Linked DNA regions of Homo sapiens: region 2 is linked to region 1. The links are chromatin loops, found by intact Hi-C in ENCODE. Cell type or tissue: endothelial cell of umbilical vein. All regions are shown on one strand. Each heading gives the region's core, and the rest is flanking DNA. Links, peaks and the distances in the headings are about the cores only.

What was found. Peaks named below come from ENCODE experiments on the same cell type or tissue, not always from the same donor. Only the 100,000 strongest peaks of a DNase experiment are listed, where the experiment ranks them.
Region 2: it touches region 1 in a loop (14-fold over the local background); 1 of 110 quality-filtered maps calls a loop at or near these places.

What each region holds. Positions count from the first base shown.
Region 1 is chr21:35,929,681-35,937,442 of GRCh38, forward strand. No RefSeq gene overlaps it. Among named protein-coding and RNA genes, the nearest start is that of LINC01436, 72 kb to the right of the region's middle. In endothelial cell of umbilical vein, for the core only: a CTCF peak has its summit at 4,107; DNase peaks (open chromatin) are centred at 2,771 and 3,961; H3K27ac peaks cover 2,100 bases.
Region 2 is chr21:34,832,215-34,839,976 of GRCh38, forward strand. It overlaps RUNX1 (RUNX family transcription factor 1), which reads right to left. Exons shown (of 9, transcript NM_001754.5): 7 at 2,196-2,387. It overlaps RUNX1-AS1 (RUNX1 antisense RNA 1), which reads left to right and starts at 4,099. Exons shown (of 2, transcript NR_186614.1): 1 at 4,099-4,732. RefSeq lists an enhancer at 3,583-4,782. In endothelial cell of umbilical vein, for the core only: no CTCF peak of the experiment used is centred there; a DNase peak (open chromatin) is centred at 4,107; H3K27ac peaks cover 2,502 bases.

The DNA.
Region 1 (7,762 bases), core at 2,345-6,344:
GGCTGAGGTGGGAGGATCCCTTAAGCCTGAGAGGTAGAGGTTGCAGTGAGCCATGATTGCACCACTGCACTCAAGCCTGGGCAACAGAATGAGGCTGTGTCTTAAAAAATACATAAATAAACAAATTAATGCCAGAATTAGGAAGGAAAATTTAATTACATAAATTCTCTAAGACTCTATAAAACAGCCAGATGAGTGGTCCAATCCCCTTTCCAAATAGCTTTGGTTTCAATTTTATGTTTGTTGGCTTGGGGTCCGTCCATCTGGGTCATGTATTGGGCCAGTGTGGGATCTCAGGCATTGTTACTGGGTTCGCACGGCTGTTCCCTAACCTAACATGGCAGCATTAGATGCCAGCACTTTGATCCATGCACACACACAGGATATAGACATAAGAGCTTCCCAAACCAACTGGAAAGAGTCCCAGTGGGAATACTCCACGACATATTCATCAAAGTCAAATGCAGAGCAAATTGACCTGGCTCATTAATTATGAAAATTCTCTCACAAAGTGACATGTTGCTAACTATGTGGAAGCTTAGCACATTTTCACGTGGTTCTTTTTGTCTACTTGGATCCAAAATGTCACATTTAGTAATGCGTTGAGGTTTTCTTTTCCTTACTTAGGAAGAAAAAGCTATTTTATGCCGAACCCACATCTAAATATATATACTCGTGTGTTTACATATGCCCACTATGTGGATAGAGGTAGCCTGTTGGTAAGAAGGAAGTTTGCTATGCCAGAATTTGTTTTACAAAGATATATAGAAGGAATTTGAAAAATAAATGTTGATTATTTTAAAACCCTTGAATCTATGTTGAGCGCCTGTCCCCCCTGGACTAACTGGGCAAATTCAGACATCATATGAAAACCTGGCCTTATTTCTCTACATATGTTGGCTAAAGCAGTGAAAAGAACATGGGCCTCTCTCCACCATCACTGAAAGGAATTTCAGTTCCTTAGGTCTTTCATTTCCTCTCTCAAAATGTAGGAATGAGAACTTTCAGAAGCTCACAAAAGTTACCCTTCTATATTCAGGCCTTTTATCTAAACTGAGATGGTCATTATGTACTGCTTGACTTTTAAAAGCTCCTAAATGTGGCCAGGCACAGTGGCTCAAGCCTGTAATCCCAACACTTTGGGAGGCTGAGGTGGGTGGATCACCTGAGGTCGGGAGTTCGAGACCAGCCTGACCAACAATGGAGAAACCCTGTCTCTACTAAAAATACAAAATTAGCCAGGCGTGGTGGGCCATGCCTGTAATCCCAGCTACTCGGGAAGGCTGAGGCAGGAGAATCGCTTGAACTCGGGAGGCAGAGGTTGCAGTGAGCCAAGATCACGCCATTGCACTCCAGCCTGGGCAACAAGAGTGAAACTCCATCTCAAAAAAAAAAAGCTCCTAAATGTGCCTACTGAATCTTATGACAATGCCTGATCATTGAAAATCCTTTCTGGATCAGTTAGGTTATTAGTTTGGCTATCATTAAAAAAGGTCAAAGTAACAGTAACTTAAATTGATAATAGTTTATTTATTTTAAATATGGTCTAATCATAAATATTCAAAGTGTTATAACACTCCATAGTATCAGAGTTCCCGCTCTTCCTGTCCTGCTGTTCTGCCATCCAAAACACATAGCACGTGCATACCTGTGCATACCTAAGCCTGTGCATAGAGGCCCCACAGCAACTCTGCACATAGCCCTCAAGGTCACATCCCACGGGCCATGTGGCAGTTCTTGCTGCAAGGGAAGCTGGGAAACATAACCTTTGTTCTGGGCTGCATTGGACTCAACTTTACTAAAGGAAAGGGATGGCTGAGACCAGCCATGTCTGCCACAGCCTTCTTTTCATTAAGGTGCAGCGTTTCCCTAAGTATTGGCACAGAGAAGGCACAAAATAGATATGTGTTCAATGAACAAATAAACAAATGAATAAATAAAATTCTTCAGGGAATGCTTATCTGAAAACAGACATGAAAACAGTTTGCTAGGATATTCACGGTTGGTTGTTTTCATCAATTTCTCAGAGGAGAAATTTAGTTTTTATTAGATCATTAAATCAATTTAAACAGACATATATTTGTATATCAGCATCAGGAAGAGCAATGTAAATGTCCTACGGGTGACATCATCATATTCTTCCCCAGCATTTCTCAAACCTATCTAGCCATGGAACCCTTTGTCAGAGAACATTTACTAATGATTTACAAGACATTCATGAAAAATACTCTCCTGCCTAAAATCTTAGCAGAAAAATAGAATTCAGCCATTTATCCACTTAGGATAGGACCATAAAGAAGTCAATATACATGTAAATAAACTACATTTTTTTAAAGCAACAAGAGAGAAGTCTTTTCAGCACATACTATTAACAGTCCCATAGTATCTTCCAATGGCTGTGAATAACTAGTAGGTTGACCTGCCACCTTACATAATGTCTTCATCTCCCCAGTAATTTCCCAATAATCCTGGAGTACTGGAAATGGAAGACACCTTAAAATGGTATCAAAGCCATTCGTCGGCCTTCAGATCCTAATGTCACTAAACTAACTGAGAGAAACCAACATCAGAGCAAAACCTCATGACATGAGCTCATTCCTACACAGGGTCTGGAAAACATCACTTCCACTTTAAGTACACACTAAAAAAGGATGATGATTCAGACAGACAATCTTAGCTGCACTGCGCGGGTGGACAAGGGGATTGTAACCAGCCATCCAGGAAATCTGGCATCTGTCCAGAAAACAAGTCTAAATTTTGAAAGGTCTCTGCCTAACACATTCAGTTTATGTCCACAGGTCTCTGAGGAAGTGCACTTATAAAGAGGAGATGACTACGTTAGAAATTATGACTGAGGCAGCTTTTGCGCTGTAACTCTTGCTTAAAAGGGAAGTACGCCAGTTCCCCTTTGAAACAGTTTCTAAGCAGCAGGTGGCTACCACCAGGAAGCCAGGCACACGATGCAGCAGTATTGATATCTGGCTGTGTTGTACAGATCTTCCCTTTATCCATTCGAAGGATGTGAAAGCGAGGGCAGAGGGTAGAATTTTTAGCTGGTAATGGTCTCTTTTAATCAAAGAACTCAATAAATTACAAAGAGACTGAGTCACTTGTCCTGTCTCAAAGAAATGTCATAAGAATAGCTCAGGGCAGTAAAGGAAGTTTAATTAACGCAGCCGGGTGTGGTAGTTCACACCTGTAATCCCAGCGCTTTGAGAGGCCAAGGCAGGCGGATCACCTAAGGTCAGGAGTTCGAGACCAGCCTGGCCAACATGGCAAAACCCCATCTCTACTTAAAAAAAAAAAAAATTAGCTGGACATGGTGGCACATGCCTGTAATCCCAGCTACTGGGGAGGCTGAAGCAGGAGAATCGCTTGAACCTGGGAGGTGGAGATTGCAGTGAGCCAAGATCATGCCACTGCACTCCAGCCTGGGTGACAGGGTGAGACTCCACCTCAAAAAAAAAAAAAAAAAAGAGCTCAGAATTGGAGAACATTTATAAGTAGCTTGGTTTAGGGGAGGACAAATGAGGAGAAAGCCGATCTAAAATAGGTTGGGACAATCTATTAGCCAACTATCTACACTCTCCCACCATAGTTTTCATTATTGCATTAATGAAAGCTGAGTCTCCAGAAATTAAAAAAGACTGTTTCTCAACCTATCTAAGCTGCAATCCGTTTTAATGAAGCTAAGTATAGAGACAGAGGGAACCTAGATAATAATAGAAATAACTGTGCTAATGTTTAAAAGAAGAAAAGAATGAGGTTAAGGTTAATTGCAGTAAATAATAATGAAAAATGTGTGTTATTCAATATAGTCACTAAAAGGATGAAAATATTTTCAAATATGACTCATTCCAGTTGAAACAGGAAGGGAAGTAAAAGCATCAACATCTGACAAGACATTAAACTCCCTAAGTCAGAGCAGCGCTGCCCCTGTGGGGAAGAAACTATCCTCCTCCCAATGGCACAGAACCAACTCACTCAAGCCAGGCGCCTCTGGAGAAAGTCACTGAATCACATATGTGTGTGCACACACACACACGACAATAGCCAGCCAGAGAGTGAGAAAGAAAGAGGGTATACTGACCCCTAAAGGACCAAGGCAGACTGTAGACATCTTTCAAGAAGGAAAGGAATGAAGAAAAAAAAAGGCAATAGATAATTTAGCTCAAAATCATGTTGGGAGAGGGTTGACCAGTTCTTGGACCCAGGGATCTTGAGAGAAAGAGTAGATGAGCCCAAATGTCCTCAGTAGGCACTTGAGGTAAGGAGCCAAGAGCTGACTTAGAAGGAGAAGGAAGGAGGACCCACAGGAATAATAAAGCAAGAAGGAGAGCACTTAAATACACCACATGTCTTCAAATTCGCAGGCCCTAGGGATTTGTAACTTGTTACAAAGTTATTTCTGAAGGCTAGAAAAATGTACAGAAAACATATGCTGCTTCAAAAGTGGGAGTGGAGAGAGTGGGAGAAAGGGATGACCTGCTTCTGTGAATAAATGTTCCTATTGTAATTCCTTAACTGGCAAAGTACTTTTGTGTAAATGATACTTTGTAAACCCATAGGCAGAAACCTAGCTGAGAAATAATCAGCACAAATAGGCAGAGTACAAATGCGTATTTATGCAACTTTCTCGGTTTTTTATTTCTTAAAAAAAAGCACTAAACTTCACATTTACAGAAGAATGAAAGGCGTGTCATTTGTTTTAATTTTTTAAGATGTTGATTTAATCTAATCAAGATTTTGGTGCAAGTGGAATCAACTACCTTAGGAAGGCAGATAGAATTAGAGTCTTGATGTGCAACTCAAATCTAGATGTTTCCTCCTGACTTTCCCCCAGCTCAGCCTCCTCATCCAACTGCCATTGGACCCTCCACCTTCCCAGACTGAACTCAGTACTTCCCCTTCCTTCACTCTATCTCCTCTTCCATTTTCATCTCTCCTTCTCCTCTCAACCCTCTTGCACTCTTTCCTAGACCTCAGTTAATGAAGTCGGCATCCATCCAACCTCCAACGCAAGCAATATTTTGAAAAACCCCTGCTTGAAATAAATGTCACTTCCTTCACTTATAGAATAAAATCCAAACTCTCCCAGCATCATAGAGAAAAGTTCTTCACATATAAGTGCCCATCTACCTTTCAAACCTGTCTCCGCTCCTTACCCTATGCTCCCAACACACCCAATTATCCTCCAAGCCCCCAAATCCAATCACATTCCCTTCATCTGGGGTGCCCTCCAGGTCTTTGCCCGGGGAAATGCTATCCACTCCAAGACTCAGCTGAAACACCACCTCTCTGTGAAGACATCCCTAACTCCCCAGGCATAGTCTGTACATCTCTCTTTTATCCCTCTATCGCCTTGGGTTAATATAATAGTGTTTCCCCTGTTTCTGGTAATTGATCTGTTTTTAAGACTCTCTTCCTGAGTGGAAAGCAAGAAGATATTGCCTTCATCTTTGCATGTGAGCACTAAGCACCTTGGTCACCTTACCTAAAGGGAACACGCTTCCTGCTATGTTTTTCTCCCTAGCGCTACCATATACTTGCTTGTTTACTTGTTTATTACCTGTCTCCCTCCACTGGACTATGAACTACATGAAAGCAGGTATTTTTGTCTATTCTGCTCTCCTCTGTAGCATCAATGCCCTGAATAATGCCTGGCACATGATAGGCACTTAATACATATTTGCATGAACGTGGATCCAAAATGACTTAGAACAGTGTCTAACACATTCAACATACAAGTACCTCCTACTCCCTAGAATTTTTCTCAGTATTCCTCCAATTCTCCCTCCACCTCCTCTGCATTCCTACCATGACTACATGAGGTTCCACAATACTTGGCATTTCATCCATTAATGTATTTTAATCTTGTCTTTCTAAGGAGATTATAAAAATCCCAAGGACAGGTGCCACGTCTTTTAAGAAAGTCAATGTTAAGTATAACTCATGCTAGGCACTTCCATGCTTATTGGATCACTTAAGTTTTTTTCCCAAACATCCTGCAAAATTATTTTAGTATTCCAGGTTGACAAATAAACTAACAGAGGTGCAGATCTACCTAAATTCACATGGCCTTTAAGTAGCTATTCAAATCGGTTTTGACTCTAACTTTTATGTTCTTTCCAGTACTTCACACCGCATCTGTTAATTTAGCTCTGGCTGGGTGCAGTGGCTCACGCCTGTAATCCCAGCACTCTGGGAGGACAAGGTGGGTGGATCACTTGAGGTCAAGAGTTTGAGACCAGCCTGGCCAACATGGTGAAACCCTGTCTCTACTAAAGATACATAAATTACCTGGGTGTGGTAGTGGGGGCCTGTAATCCCAGCTACTCGGAAGGCTGAGGCAGGAGAATTGCTTGAACCTGGGAGGCATAGGTTGCAGTGAGCCAAGGTCACACCACTGCACTCCGGCCTGGACAACGTGAGTGAAACTCTCAAGGAAAAAAAAAAAAAAAAAAGCTCTGTTAGGGATTGAATTGTGTCCCTGCAAAATTTATATGTTGAAGCCCTAACCCACAATATGACTGTTAGATAAGGCCTTTAAGGAGATAATGTTAACCTTTTAACAAGGTTACATGAAGTCATAGGGTGGGCCCCTGATCCAATAGGACTAATGTCTTTGCAAGAAGAGAAAGAGACACCAGGAATGTGTGTGTACAAAGAAAAGGCAGCCACCTGAGAGCCACAGGGAGAGGCCCCAGAAGAAACCAGCCCTGTCAACACTGTGATTTTGGACTTCTAAACTCCAGAACTGTGAAAAAATAAATGTCTGTCGTTTAACCACCCAGTCTGTGATATTCTGTTAGGACAACCCTAGAAGACTAATGCAAGCCCATTGTTAAATTTTTCCAAAGCTATAGAAAAGCCAAAAGGAGAAAAACAATCACCCACAAACTCATCATCCAAAAGCAATCACTATTAACATTTATTCTATGATCTGGTCTTCTTTAACTTTGCATATTTTTAAATAATTGTAATTAGACTGGAAATACAAATTGGTTACACCAGCTTTTCAATTAATATTCTTAAGTTTGTGTACCATTTTAAAATTAATATTATAATGATATGACAATTACTATTTATCCATAAGGAGAAACTTTTTCACGTATTTTTCAAAATGTTTTCCCTTGTGAAAAGAAGAAAAAAACTTTTCCCTTGTGAATTGTCTATTCTTTGCCTACTCACTATTTCCTTGCACATTATATAAAGAATATTCTTTTTTATCCATTTTTTGGAATGATTTTCTATGCTGTTTCTCAATTATCTCACCCAGTAAGTACCTACCATTGTGCTGAATACAAAATTAGTGTGACCCAATATTGATGATCAATCATTAAAAATCATTCACCCAACCGAATGATCAAGGTTAACATCAGCGGTATGAAGTCATGTTGACATCACATGCACCTGCCATGAGGCAATGAAAAGGGCACTTCATCTTCATGGTATTCTTCCCAGAAACCCAAAACCCTGGTCTAATCACAAGAAAACATCAGACACATGCAAATGGGGAACATTCTACAAAATGTCTAACCAGTCCTCTTGAGAAATGTCAAGGTCGTAAAAAACAACAAAAGACTGAGAATCTGTCACAGATTGGAGAAGACTAAGGGGCTGTAATGACTAAATGCAGCATCGTATCCTGGATTAGATTCTGGAAAAGAAAAAAAGTCATTAGTAGAAAAACAAATCAGAATAAAGTCTATCGTCTAATTAATAGTATTGTATCAATGTTGAGTTCTTACTTTTTATAAAT
Region 2 (7,762 bases), core at 1,774-5,773, 1.1 Mb before region 1:
CGAATGCCCATCACACGGTCCACAATAATGCTTTTGCCCAGGAGCTTCAGAGGATGAGAACTCAATGTGCAACTTCCCCCCATTTTTTTGTTTTTGTTGTTAAAGAGGCATATCTGATGAAGAAGGAAATCAGATTAGATTCACTCTTCACCAAGAAACAGAGCAACTCAATGGTGACAATATCAATTTTCCCCCATGTGGCTGAATTTTCCATTGCCTTTAAAAATGCTTAAGACTTTTTGTTCCCATATCAGCAGAAAAAGGCAAATCCCTTAATCAACCTAGTAGTATAAATGGCCAGTTAGGCAACGAGAGACTAAGAAAACAGTCTTCCTTTTGATTTTACACATGAATAGATGATGTGAATTAGTTTTCTGAAGATTATGTGAATTAGTTTAAATGACCTTAAAGGCAAGATGAAAGAATCTCCTTGAGAGTTGTATCCTCTTTGGAAGCAAAGTATTGTTTTGCCCCAAGCCCATCTCGCTCACTGAACATACCATTTGACTTAATTTACCATATACGCTTGTATTTTGGAATTTAAAAAAAATCAATGTACACATTTTAAATCATTATTAATGATTATTATGTAACAGGAAACCAGTGGTTTCATGGATCCTCTTCCTAAATACACCTAAATGAACCTATAGATGACAGGCAGCCCCCCAAAACATCAAGCTTTAGGTTTCTGTTTGTTTACAAAAGGGTTACTCCACAGACAGGCCACTTAGCTGTGTGCATAGTATCTTCTGGAAAGATTTATTTGGAAATTTTCCAATCAAGTAGAAGAACCTTCCCCAGAAACCTAACAGTGAGAGCTAATGGCATGGGCTGTCAAGCTCCATGGGAGACAGTGGGCATGCCTTTTGAGAACCCATGTTTTTGTTTGTTTGTTTGTTTGTTTTTTGAGATGGAGTCTCGCTCTGTTGCCCAGGCTGGAGTGCAGTGGTGCAATCTCGGCTTACTGCAACCTCCAACCTCCCGGGTTCACACCATTCTCCTGCCTCAGCCTCCTGAGTAGCTGGGACTACAGGCACCCGCCACCATGCCTGCCTAATTTTTTGTATTTTTAGTAGAGTTGGGGTTTCACCATGTTAGCCAGGATGGTCTCCATCTCCTGACCTCGTGATCCGCCCGCCTTGGCCTCCCAAAGTGCTGGGATTACACGTGTGAGCCACCGCGCCCGGCCTGAGAACCCATGTTTGAACCCAAAATAGAGAGCTACTGGCCTGGAAACCCAAAGGAACAGATGATATTTGTACATCCCACAATACAACTCACATACAGAAAATGCCTGGGGAAGCTAATTCCTGCTGTCCGAGAGGGGCAAAGAGCTACCACATCGATTGCTGGCCACCTGCCCTTTTCCCCAGATGTGTTGCTTATCTTTTCCTTAACAAGCCTGCTACTTTGAGAAAGAAATATTACTGTAAACCATATCACACACAGCTGCATCCTGCATGGCACAGAGAAAAGTCTGCATTTTGGATTTTTGAAACGGTATCACAGAGCAAACAGTCATTGACGTCACTGGTCTACAGTGTAAATGAACTTCTTGTATTATCTAATTTGGCACAGTGGGCCTTAGGCAATTATTGCATCTTACAGCGCTTTAGTAATTGCCAGCTAGCCCCATGGGCTGGGGGGACCTGCATTCTCTATTGATTTGCAAATAACACCCTTGATGTGATGACATCCATACATTTCAACTATTTCTTAATAATAAAAAAACACTAGATACAAAACCCACAAATAATCTGGCAATAGCGAGAACTTGAAACATCCCATCTTCACTTTGCTTGACGTGTGTGTGTGTGTGTGTCTGCGTGTGTGTCTTCAAGCCTAATGGGTAGGTAAAAAAATAGCATAGCCAAAGCTAACTCTTAAAAAATTCAAGAGAGCTATCTATCCAATATGGATATCCATACCCAGAGCTCCTCGTATCCTCTGTAGCAGTGCTTTTCCTTGTGGGGATCTGGTTACAATGCAGATCTGACTCGGTGGGTCTGGGGTGGGTGGGGCCCAAGACTCTGCATTTCCAACAGCTCCCAGGTGGTGCTGTTGGTTCGAGGCCTTTCTCTGAGCATCAAGGGGAAACCCCAGTTGGTCTGGGAAGGTGTGTGCACATGGGGGCCAGTTGTGGGTGGTGGCCCAGGTGCAGGAGAGGCGGGCAGTGGGCTCCATCTGGTACTTACCCTGCATCTGACTCTGAGGCTGAGGGTTAAAGGCAGTGGAGTGGTTCAGGGAGGCACGAGGGTTGGGCGTGGGGGCTGGGTGGTGTGGGCTGACCCTCATGGCTGTGCGCCGCAGCTGCTCCAGTTCACTGAGCCGCTCGGAAAAGGACAAGCTCCCGGGCTTGGTCTGATCATCTAGTTTCTGCCGATGTCCTATTGTGGGGAGCAGGGAGGGGAGGGGATGGGGGGAGGGAAGGAGGGAGGGAAGAGATCAGAAAAAGTATTGTGGATTTCCTAAAACTGGGGCTTTTCTTGTCTTTCCCCTCTCTCTCCCCTCACCCCAACATAGACTCGCTAGAGATATGCCAGCTGAATTTGGGGCCACTGTCCTCTCAGCAGAATGGGCCCCCTTTCACCGCCTCGGCCACAGAGTGCTCCCCCAGTCTGGGCCTTGGCACCCTCCCCAACCCTCTACACCCACTTCCAATGGGCACAACTCACTGAGATACAGAACTTGGCGGTGGTGGTGATGCCGGGAGGGAAAGAGGCGCATTAATTGTTGGCACATGGCCACATGCCAGGGGCTATGCTGTGGCAGCCAGGAAAGGTGGCCTCCCAGGGGCATCAGAACGGCTGTTCCTTACTGCAAACCCAGCCACTGGCACGTTTTAGAGGCGGCAAAGTGGGCCCCGCAGCTTAGTGGTAGGGCCCCTTCCAAGAGGAAATGAGGCGTGGCTGCAAACCCACAGCCTCTGGGGAGGTCCCATTTCCAGGTACACGCAGGGCATCCTCAGCCCCTCAGCCCCTCTCCCTCTCCCTCTCCTCACAGGCTTTTCACAAGCATTCCTTCTTCCCTGAAGCCGACTCCCCCATGTACCCCTAAGGAGGAGTTGACAGGAAGGCCTCGCCTGTGTCTTGTCCAATATTCCCAGCAGAATAGGCCCACTGGAGCCCAGAGGTAGCTACAGCCTATCTGGTGAGCTTCCCCAGGGGGCTCAGGACTGGTGGGATGGGATGATGGGCCCCTCAGTGTCTATATAGGGTGGGATGGTGGGCCCCTCAGTGTCTATATAGATAGCAAGTGTCCTCATCATGCTCTTCACCAAAACAACCGTCACCAGGAAGCAGCAAGCAGAGGCCACTCATGGGGGACTGGGGCCTACGGTTTTCTCAAAATGTCCTTAAACCAGAGCCAGTCCTGTCGTGCAAAGCTGAGGCTCCAAGGTAGGGAGGTAGCCACAGGAGGCCTGGGCCATTCATTTCTCTTTTAAAGACAATGGCCTCCTGCTGCTTCCTCAGCCTTATGGTTCCAATAAAGAGTCCTTGATCGATTGCACAACCTCTGTTCCCTATTGCCAAATGTCCCCAAAGCCAGACTGAGAAACAGCCTGCCCGCTGCCCCCATAAAGTGCTATTTCACATGCCCTGACCCAATCCTAGACTAGAAAGAGGCCCCCTTGATTCCACTCCCGCAGCCTGGGGTAAGAGCAGACCACGAGAAGTGCACTGTAGTCCAGCTCCCAATGGCTACAATTATAAAATTAAATGGTATAACTTGCATGATGGCTGCAAATCTCCATGGCTGGCCATTTCTTCCTGCTGCCAGGCCCCTTGGCACAGTTGACATTGTCTCAAATTCCAGACCAGAAAAAAAGGGCCCACTATATTGCAGTGATTTTATCATTAACGAGACCTGTTTGGCTCCAAAATGAGGAAAAACACTTAAGCATAATATTTATGTAGTTCAAATGCAATGGCCCCTCTTGTCATGTGTCACCAAGGCAAATCTGGACTCTGATTCAGCGCTCCAGCCCACAACAGGAGACTTGAACGCAAACAGCCTGAGTCACGCAGGCTCAGCATGCATGTGGGAGGCCTGTTCTTGGCTGCGTATTTTAAGCACCGGCTTTGTGGATGAAAGGCCATGGGGCCAGGTCTTGCAGCAACCCCCATCATCCCTTTCCCTCAGAAGTATGAAAATGTCTTTTTTCTAGAGCGCTCTGTGTTGGTCAGCCATGGTGTGACTCAGTGCCTCTGGATGAAGCCTTCCTTAGCTCCTCCCTCCTCTTATCTCTGCCATAGATCCTTGGCTTCCTGATGATCAAACTGAAAAATCTGCAGTTTTCTTGCAGAAAAACAAACAATTCCAATGGAACAACCATTCAAAACATAATAACTCAGCCCTTTAACCTCCTACCACAGTCTAATGCCTGGCATTACGAGTTGGGGTAAAGAAGAAGGCAGGAACAATGATTGTGGAGAGCTCTATCTGCCTCAGAAATAATGCCAGTCGGCAAAGGCTGCCGGCAGGTTTTGTGCTCATTTCAAAACTTCACATTCCTCAGGCACTTAGTGGCATTTTTGAAGAACACTGTGTCAAGGACAGTGGGTGACCCAGGAGAGTGATGTGAGCGAGGTCATTCTGAATACACAGCACTTGACGTGGTAGAGTCTACAGCCACAGCTTGGAAAAACAGCTCTTGGCAGTTGTGTCTCTCTTAGCCAGCAAGCGTGGGGACCTGTGCCACGGAGACACCCAACAGGAATCATCATTCCAGGTAAGCCAGTCCTGTGGTCAGGCACAACGTGAGGTATTTTTTGTTTGTTTGTTTCTTTGTTTTTTATTTTAATTAGTCCCCCTCATTACTATATACTTAGAAATGAGAGCTTTAACTTGTGAGCAATTTCTATACCAGCTGATACCTGCCAAAATTGTAGTCATTTATAGAGATTAACTGATGACTGTCTGCTTTAGCAGAAGTGTTCAGGCATAACTCTCAGAGAAAACAATTCTTCACTCTAAGCTGTTTTCTAAGCCCTGGGAGTCTCAGGGCTGAGTTTAATGCTGGAGGATTGGGGAAGAGCCCATTCCACTCTCCCCACGTGTGTTCCTGGGAGTCAGTAGGAACGTTATTGCCTTGGTAGGGGTCTTGACCCTCAGGCTCACAATGGTGCTGGAGAGCTGTGACACCAAGGCACAGGGGAAATGAGAAGCATTATCATATTCAGGGTGTGGTTTGGATGCACTTACAAGCTAGATCGAAGGAACATCTAATTCTTACTTTCTGAAACCATCAGACCTCATGTGCCAAATAGCAATATTTTGCATGAAATATAGGAACTTCCGATATAAACTTTCAAGCTGGGGAAAATGAATACTTTATGTCTTCAGTTTCCTGTATCTGTGTTCAGTTAAAAGGCTCATTTGCCCCCCGAATGTTAAATAGAGGAGTATGGAAAATGTCTACTATCCAATTCACTTTTCTTCTTTCTCACTGAGTACCGGGCTTTAGAGGGCAACAGGGAATTCGACCCTGGGTCAAGCCCTTGGGTAGAACCAGGATGCAGCTCTGAACACCTGCATGCTGGCAGCTTGGCTTCTTCAGCATGTTTGGAATCAACTGTGAATGTTTACAGGGCGGTGCTTTAAAGTAGTGGGCACATCAAGATTTCACCCTGGGACATCTTAATCTTAAGCAGAGTTGAAAAAGGTCCTAAATTCTTCTAGTACCATTTTCTCATTTTTGAAAAAAATGAAAGTACTTGCTTGGAATTTTATTATGTATGCAGAGTCATAAAAATCCAAAAAAGGGGAAAAAATTGTATATAATAAAAATAAGTCAATGCCGTTTGCAAAATTTTACTTCATTCCAAAGGCATTCCTATTGTTTTCGGGGTTGGCTGCTCATTAGGCCATCCTTAAATGTTATGATATTTTGTGACGGATAGTGAGACCAGCTTTCACTTTTCTGCCATACAAAATAAACTGAGCAGGTATGCATATCTCGTTGATAACCGAGCTGCCTTTTTCAAGACACCATTGTGATCTGTGGCTGTAAGTAACATAAATGTAATATATGATCTTCCATTAAAGAAACCAGATAAGGTTAAATTGCCACCGTTTCTTGGAAAATTTTGGTTAGATAGAATAAAGAATTTTCTGGCAGTCAACAACATATTAGTCTATGTTTCCGATATGGGTTTACTAGTTTTCTTGATAGATTCTTAGCAGAAAAATGAGGAAGGTATATACTCAGAAGACTGTCATGATGAGCCGTTGAGCCAAATCTATGCAAAAGCATAATACCAAAAAGATATATTTCTCTCTGTATATACATGTATAAAATTGTGGTTCTTCTAAAAGCATATAAGAATTTTATATAGTCAATTTTAAAAGGATATCTGTATTTCAGAAGATGTTGGCCAGTCAATTGGATACTCACTACATGAATCTGGATATAAAAATATGGGGTTTTCTTCCTTTGATTTGCTACTGTTTTATGACAATGGAAAAGAAATCAATGTGTGTAGAGAACAGCTTACTTTTCCTGGTATCACAGTCTAACCTTTAGGTTGCAGGGTCATTAGGATTTCAAAGTGACAGTACTGAATGTGACTCTTCCTGAAGCCCCTTGCAGATGGTAAAATAAATCTCCCTAATTGCAAACCTAACCATATGCTGGCTAATTTAATGTTGGGAAATATTCTTCAATATTATTTACCATACCACATGTATATTATATATACTATATAATATAAACTATATAATGGTATATAGTATGTCAGTATACATTCTAATTCATATTATATATGCATGCTTATATATTGTCCAGTGCTACGTAACTATGGGTAGCCTCACTTTCCCCCACCCCAATTTCTTCTCATATCGTTAAGCTAAGACAACACCACAAGGTTGGAGTACTTCAGAACTGGAGAATGGCCACAGAAATCAGCCTTGGTTTTTAACTAATGTGTGGGAAGTGAGGTTCAGAGAGGTTATGTCATTTGCCCAATCTCACACGGCCAGTTACAGGAAGAGGGCAGGTCTGAAAACACACACACTCTCAACACCCACCGACACACACACTCGGAATGTACACTCAGTGCACCTAGAAATTCAACACCCACGGACACACACACTCAGATATGTACACTCAGTGCACCTAGAAATTCAACACTCACCGACACACACACTCGGGATGTACACTCAGTGTGCCTAGAAATTCAACACCCACCGACACACACACTCGGGATGTACACTCAGTGCACCTAGAAATACACATTTCTGTGAACTCAAAGCGAACAGGGTGGAGAAGTGCACAATGCTTCATAGTTTTAGATCTCAGAGACACGAAAGCACTTGAACTTTTGCATTCTGCCTCAACCATCTCACTTCTGCTCCCAGTGTGTGTGTAGAATCAGAAGACAGCCCCAGCCACACTGTGACCTGCAGGCTGTGAGGCTGTGTTTCACCTGCTTGAGTGGGCAATGGAATTACCTGGGCATTCTAGTTTGGTAGGTTGGTCTAGGGTGAAGGGCCTGAGAATTTGGAGTTCTAATAAGGTCCCAGGTGATGCTGAGGCTGCCGATACAGGGAGCACGCTGGGAATATCTGCATGAGAGGGAGAGCTCCTCCTGATACTCAAGCTTCCAATGTGCATTACTACTTCCCTTCTCCTGCCTGCTTCTGATTTGCTGTGTGCTGGGGAGAAACACGCGAACTAAATATGCCTGAACTGTGTTTAGACTGTGTTCATGAGCAATGACTGACGGCCTCCTTTTGGTGATAACTATTTGGCCGTCTTTTC